Regions from separate parts of the Homo sapiens genome. Here region 1 is linked to region 2. Evidence: chromatin contacts called from ENCODE Hi-C or POLR2A ChIA-PET data. All regions are on one chromosome and are shown on one strand. The core of a region is the stretch at or near the end of the contact, and the rest is flanking DNA. Distances in the headings are between cores, read along the strand shown.

Region 1 (3,756 bases), core at 240-2,739, 3.7 Mb before region 2:
GCACGAAATGCTTTTGGCTGAGACGTGCAAGCAAAACAAGTGCAGACCAACAGGTTATCTGCCAAGCGGTTAGGAGAATGAGTTACAAAACCTGACAAGCAACATCAGCTCTTCCGTACAATTCTATGAAGCACTTCCTGCCACGGGTCCCGCTATTTAAAACAAATTAGGCTGCTCGCTCCCCACAAATCCCATCTAGCACCTCTCGGTTCCTCAGTCTAGCTAATAAACCATGCACTGGATTCTTCCGAAAGAGACCCCCCGCCCCCGACCCCGCCACCTCCGCCACTTTGCATAACTGGCCAAATGCATTCTCCAAATTTGCAATCAAGGAGCTTAATTCACAATTGTGGATGGGGCGGGGGGAACCGCCAAGTGCAAGAACACGGAACGGTTGCAAGACGCAGTTCAGCAAGAACAACTCTTGCTCTAGGCATTGCTCCGTCGACCCGAGGTGGTGGGGTGGGAGAGTCTTACCGGCGTGGAAACAGTAAAAAGGCACTTTTCCTTACAACTCGCAAGACAACACACACTCTAGCTCCCCCGGCGCAGAGCACAACCGCCCCCCCGCCGCGCGCCTCCCTCGCAGCCAACCGCTCCCGCCTCTCCAGGGATCAGGCTCCCAGAAAGGGCCGCCCCGGTCGCCCCCGAGTCCCCGCCCTCTCGCTTTCCCACCAGCCTCATCCCTCCCTGAGTACCAAGGGCTGCCGTTGTCTGGTTTCAATAAAAACTGAAGCGGTCCCGAGCTAGCAGGCTTCCCTCCGAGGGGCGGACGGAAGGTCCGCAGGGTTAACGGAAGCGGAGAGAACAGGACAAAAAGGAAAGGCCGGAGAGTCCCCCCAGCGGCGCCCGGTGCCCGCAGACCCTCGCACAGGCTCTTCGAACTCACCCGGGTTTCGCCGACTCCAAAGAAAGCGCGCTCCCTCCGAGAGCGCTCCCCCGGCTCTCCCGCCGCGCGCTCCGGCCCGCAGGGCGGGAGGACCCAGGCGGACAGATCCATCCCTCCGCGTCTGGTGTGGGCACGGTGTCGTGCCCCGCGGCGCCTGTCAGCGCGCACAGGTGGGACCGCAGCACAGAGAACGCTCCCGAGCGCCCTGCCTCAGCCTCGGCGTGGGGCGAGCCGCCCGCGCCCGCACCCGCACCCCTTTCCCCGCGCCCGAGGAGCCGGGCTGTACCCCGGAGCCGGCGGAGCTGGAGGCCGCGGGCGGAGCGCGGGTTGCCCCGGCAGCTCTTTCTCGGCACCAGGTCCGAGACCTAACGGCAGTTCTCTCTGACCGCTTCCCGGCCGCGCGCTCGCGCGGGTGTCATGGCCGAGCGGCGGCCCCCGACGAAGTTTCCCGGAGCTGACGGCTTTACCTTTTAGCCCAAGGGGCGGCAGCAGCTTTGAGCAGCAGCAAGGCGGCGGCGGCGGAGGGAGCGCGGGTGGCAGCCGGCGCAGAGGCGGATGTAGAAGGAGACACCGGTGGCTAGGACCCGCGCGATGGGAAGAGGAAGGCGCCGGCTATCTACAATCAGAACGTGGGCTGACCGTGACGTCACAATGGCGCGGCCAGCCAATCGGGACCCGAAGGATGAATCAAGCGCTATGATGTCATGCGGCCCGGGAGCCAATCGCGGGACAATAGAACTTTCGTGATCGTAAATTCCAGAATCCGATGCGGTGGAGAGCCTAGGCCGGGGTTGGCCCCTCGGTTCCACGTGTCTCTGGGAAATTTTTTTCCCCTTTCTTCCTAATAAGCCTGCGTGGAACGCAGAGCCTGCGCAATAGCCCCGGTGAAGTTGTCGATGCCCTGAACTCTGGTTTTTTTACTGCCAGGCGTGGCAGGAGTCTGTGGCCGCATTTGGGTGGCAGAAGCCCACCCTCGTTACGGTCTCCTCTATGAGTTATGTCATGCTGAAGGGGATCCACTTCATCGTTAAAGCTGAAAGGGTTAAATGCCCACGGAGACCGCCGGAGTGAAGGTCTGCAGTTGAACAAGATAAAGGAACAAGAACAAAACGACTCAAAACTGTTGTAACCATAACTCCCTTGCAAAGGATTTACCGTGTATTTTTCTTAGGGATTCTGATTTTTCTTTGGAAGCCACTATCAACTCCATTTCTACTCTAGAAATTATTCTAAAGGATTGTTAAATGAGGAAAGATGGAATCAGTGTCTTTTCAGCTAAGCATATTTAAGCACTTAAGACAAAGGGGGTTCAGGGCATAAACGGAAGATCCTTGCTGTTTTTCACTGATATTTGGATAATTAAAGACCTTCATTAGCTTTGTATCCTACTGTTTCCCCATTCAAACCCCAGAGATTTAGCCTTTCTTCGTGTGCCCCTCTTGCTGTATTCTTACTCCTCTATGTGCATCCACCTAACAGTCGGCTATTTAATGTAGGCAAATTTATTCTTTTTTTTCTTTTTTTTTCTTTTTTGAGACAGAGTCTCGCTCTGTTGCCCAGGCTGGAGTGCAGTGGCGCGATCTCAGCTCACTGCAACCTCCACCTTCCGGGTTCAAGCGATTCTCCTGCCTCAGCCTCCCAAGTAGCTGGAATTACAGGCACGCGCCACCACACCCGACTAATTTTTGTATTTTTAGTAGAGATGAGGTTTCGCCATGTTGGCCAGGCTGGTCTCGAACTCCTGACCTCAGGTAATCCGCTCGCCTCAGCTTGCCAAAGTGCTGGGATTACAGACGTGAGTCACCGAGCCTGGCCGGCAAATTTATTCTTTTACATATTTACAATGTAATGCTTATCACGTGCCAGCTGTGTTCCAGGCAGTGGGCCATTGCAATAGGAATGCAAGTATACAAACCATGTACAAATTAAGTAAATTAAACATATACAAAGAATCGAGATTGTCAGTTGCCATTGAGCTCCACAAACACTGAATGACTTCAATTTGCTAGATACTATGTTAGGTATTCAAAATTTGAAACCTTCAAGGACTTCTTGGGCCTGGAAAATGATACAGTCAGGAAGCAACTACAATGCAGAGTGGTAAATGCTGCTATGGACATCAAGGGACATGAGAAAAGCATATGCTGGTGGCATAGACTATTTTTTTGAGATATCTCCTTCATTCTTCACGCTTCTGCCAGTAGTCCAAGGCCAGGGTTCATCTCTGTCATCCCATCTAAGTTTTGCCTTTCCAGGTTTTAAAAGTTTCTAATTTAACTTGAGATTCCAAAAGTCTTAAGTTTTACGCCGCACTTGTTTGAATTGTGCTTACCTATCAATAAAATGTTTTAAGCCCATTTGACCAAAATATCTTTAAGTTCAGGCTTATATAACTGTCAAGCTATGCATTAAATATCAAGTGATTTTTCTTATTGTATGATTAAGTATGACGTTTTGCTGTTTTTTCCCATCCCCCAAAGGCTGCGTTTTTACACAGTTCTTTGTTGATGTGTGTATCTTGGTTTCCATTATAGCATCACCACCCTGTATTGTAGTTGCTTTCTGATGGCATCATCTCACTCAATCCTTGGGGTATATGTACCCCACTTTAAAGACCACCGCTTTAGGTAGTAAACTCCGTTGAAGGGGAAAACATGTTGAATTTTGCTCCTTATTGATCTGTAGATCTTAGTACAATCCCTGGCATATAAGGGCTCAATAAATACGTGTTAGATGAGTGAATCTGTGAACAGTTACTCCCCCTCACCATCACCATCACTTTTCAGCTCCAGAGTTCCAATCCTCTGTCAGATAGTCACATCCCAGGATTATTAGATTATTAACTCCTCTCAAACATGTTGGTACGG
Region 2 (3,285 bases), core at 140-2,639:
AACTAAAGTCATAAAGCACTTGGTGGAAATGCAGGAAATGTCAAATATTAAACAATAATTACTACAGGCTTAGGCAATCAGATGGTAGTTTTGCATACAAACAAAAACAGGAATCTGAGATGTTAAATAATTTGTGTTTTTTTTTTTTTTTTTTTGAGACAGTGTCTTGCTCTGTCACCCAGGCTGCAGTGCAGTGGCATGAATTTGGCTCCCTGCAGCCTGGATCTCAATCTCTCGGCCTCAAGCGATTCTCCTACCTAAACCTCCTGAGTAGCTGGGACTACAGGCAAGGACCACTACGCCTAGCTAATTTTTGTATTTTTTGTAGAGACGAGGTTCCCTCTTATTGCTCAGGCTGGTCTCGAATTCCTGGGTTTAAGTGAACCGCCCGCCTCGGCCTCCCAGAGTGTGAGGACCCGCCTGGCCTAAAATAATGTTATCACTTAATTCTTTTCATAAACTTTATTGACAACGATTGGTGTGTTTTTTTAAAAAACCTTTTTAAATTTTTGGTAAGGTATTACCTGAGAACAGATTAAATGCATAGTTGAATATAAAAGATCTATTTTATAGACTGGTTTATGAGTGTGAACACACAAAAGGTTAAAAGGTCAACCTTACAGCAGTCTATAAATAGATCTCTCATATTCTCTCAGTATATCTGAGAATATTGAAAAAGTGCATTTCAAAATCACTGGCTAGGGTTTAGTGATAGTTAGGTAGACCTCGGTTCCCTTTCCTATTGGGCCCTGGATTTCCCATCCCTATTTTCTTCCTCAGGTGTATTAATACTGGCAGGGCCTGGGAGACTGACGCTAGGGAAGAGGTGTGTAATGTAAGGATACTTCAGATTCTTTCCTGATCCTAGGATTCAGCTAAACCTCCACATAGCCCCTGTCCTCAAAAATGAGTAAATACATAAATTTAAAAATGAAAGGAAAAAAAGAGAAATCCGTTCCCACCACCCACCTTCAGGGCTAAAACAGAAAAATCAATGAGCTGCGCTTCACAACCATACCAAAACCAAACAAATACCAACTCAAACCCTCCTTCACATCCTCCCACATCTTCCCAGTGCTTCGCTATCTCACAGGACCCAGCTGGCCCCTGGCTTCGCCCCACCCACTGCAGCTGGCGTCTTTTAGGCGCATGGTTCTTTTCCTCTCCGGCGAGGGGCGGTCTCGGGGCGGACCCGAACTACAATTCCCAGCATCCTGCGCGGCGCGGGGAAGGAAGCCCGGGAGTGAGAGAAAGCGGCTCCGGGGGCATAGCGGGCCAGTAAGGGCCGCTCCTCCTTTGAAGAGGTTTTGCGTCTCTTTCCGCCGGTGGCGTCGGCGCTCACGCAGGGGCGGGTCCCGGTAGCGCCAGGCGGTGCAGGGCGGGAAGGGGATTCGTGGCGACGGCGGCGGCAGGGACAGCAGGAGCAGTGGTGCTGTCAGCGCGGCCGTCGGAGACATGGGAGACCCGGGGTCGGAGGTGAGTAGTCGAGTGAGGGTCCTGGCGTTCTCAGAGGCGAACCGCGAAGGGTTTGTGTTTTCTGCGGTCTGAGGCCTGGTGCTCCGTCGCAGCCTCGGGGCGATACCTCTTCAGTGTCTTGGGCCGAGCCCAGCTCTGGGGCCTGGTGCGTGTCTGAGCGAGGAACCCGCAGCAACAATGGCCGCCCGGCCCCCCGCACGGGCCCTGGCGTTCGTTGTGGCCGCGGCTGGGCCAGTGGGAGCGACGTTTTAAGGCAGGATTGCCCTTCGGTGTTGAGCTTGCGTTCCTCCTGGAGTAGATAAGGGGAATTGTGAGAGGCTGGTAACTAACGCGTTTTCAGCGTTGGGTCCCTGCAGCTCCGCACACTCTGTGGCAAGAGCCAGAGCTCGAGTTCCGTTCCTAGTCGGGTTTCCGTGAAATTGTGCTCAGTTCGTTTTCCTCAAGAGCTCTCTGTCTTTAATTGTTCCTTTCGGAAACGCTCTCTTCCTACACGAATGTGGCTGAACAGATAAGCATGTTTTGGCTTGTTTTTATAGATAATAGAATCTGTCCCTCCAGCTGGCCCTGAGGCATCTGAGTCAACAACGGATGAAAATGAAGACGACATTCAGTTTGTCAGTGTAAGTAGCAATGATGATTGGGGTTTTCCCAGAGTAAAAGACTATGGTGGGCCATTATGTAATGTTACCTCACCTGGTCATTTAATGTTCATGAGTGTCTAATACATACTAGACACTGGAGCATGGCGCAGGATTGGGAAATTTACCAAAAGAGCTATCTGAGCCACCCCCGTAGCCATCACAAAGAGCACGTCCTAAAGAACGTGCTGTACACTTAATCTCGCCCCCTGCCTTTCATTTAAACTTAAGATAAAAACGCTGGTGTCTAAAACGCTGTTTTGAAATGGAGCAAGAGTAACTTCTAAAGGCGACACGGAGGAAGGAGCTGCTAATGATGAGCAAGGACGTAGAAAACAGGAAGGGTTGTGAGAGCCCAGAATCTTAGCGTTATGGTGCTTCTAACATGAAGGCAAATAGCTTGAAGATTTCTCTAACCTCTGAGATCATCATGTTACGGCATAGTACAGTTGATGCTCATAATGAAGAATCCTACATCACTGGGAACATGCTCTATTTTTCTGAGTTTGTTCCCTTTGAGACAGTAGTTTTCAAGCCTTAGTAAGTATAAACAGGCAGATTCCTGGGCCCCACTGCAGACCTACCGAATCAGAATTTCCAGGCGGGGGCCTAGGAATCTTCATTTTCAGACAAGTGCAGGGACATAAGGATTTCTGAGCACACTTTGTACAGCATGGGTTTCCAAAGCAGAAGAGAGTGTTTTATGATGTATTTTGGGGTGATTTTCTTCCATAATTATTGGAGTTTTAGAAAGGCTTTGCGTAAAGTGGTATCTCAGCTCGCCAGGCAGAAAACGGTTCTGTCCCCAACTCGTCTTTTGGAATGCCGTAGTTAGTTGCAGTTTGGTATTCAAGCTGTAGAATTTTTCGTTGAGTGTCAGATGTGCATTTATGGTGGATGCTGGGAAACCTTGTAAAATTGGTTATTAAACAGTTTCTTTCCCAGCATTAGGGCCATTTTGGTAATTCATTTTTGTATGGTATTTTAATAGATTTGTTTAGGAGTCCTTCACAAGATTGTTTTATTGAATTTCTTTCCCTTTACCAGTGTATGTTGTACTCTCTCCTTTTCATTTTGATCTTCTACGGATTTGGAGTAGAGGATGGGGGTGAATTGTATCCTGTCCTTTCCTTCACCATGCGCTGAAGTATGTTTAATAACAGGTTTCCAT

What was found. A loop is a pair of places that touch in the nucleus more often than their neighbours do. ChIA-PET counts read pairs that join two places held with the same protein, here RNA polymerase II (POLR2A). Pooled maps may share reads with other maps.
Region 1: a loop to region 2 is called in a pooled map, with 9 times the contacts of the local background. The contact joins the promoter of ELOVL5 here to the promoter of ZNF451 in region 2. A Hi-C loop is called at or near these places in 5 of 50 pooled maps. POLR2A ChIA-PET finds 5 or more read pairs at or near these places in 2 of 52 experiments (K562 and WTC11).

Annotation. Positions count from the first base shown.
Region 1 is chr6:53,347,461-53,351,216 of GRCh38, forward strand. It overlaps ELOVL5 (ELOVL fatty acid elongase 5), which reads right to left and starts at 1,490. Exons shown (of 8, transcript NM_021814.5): 1 at 1,357-1,490. RefSeq lists a silencer at 891-1,330.
Region 2 is chr6:57,088,799-57,092,083 of GRCh38, forward strand. It overlaps ZNF451 (zinc finger protein 451), which reads left to right and starts at 1,390. Exons shown (of 15, transcript NM_001031623.3): 1 at 1,390-1,476; 2 at 2,013-2,096. The coding sequence starts at 1,456. RefSeq lists enhancers at 1,059-1,208, 1,076-1,958 and a silencer at 1,379-1,448.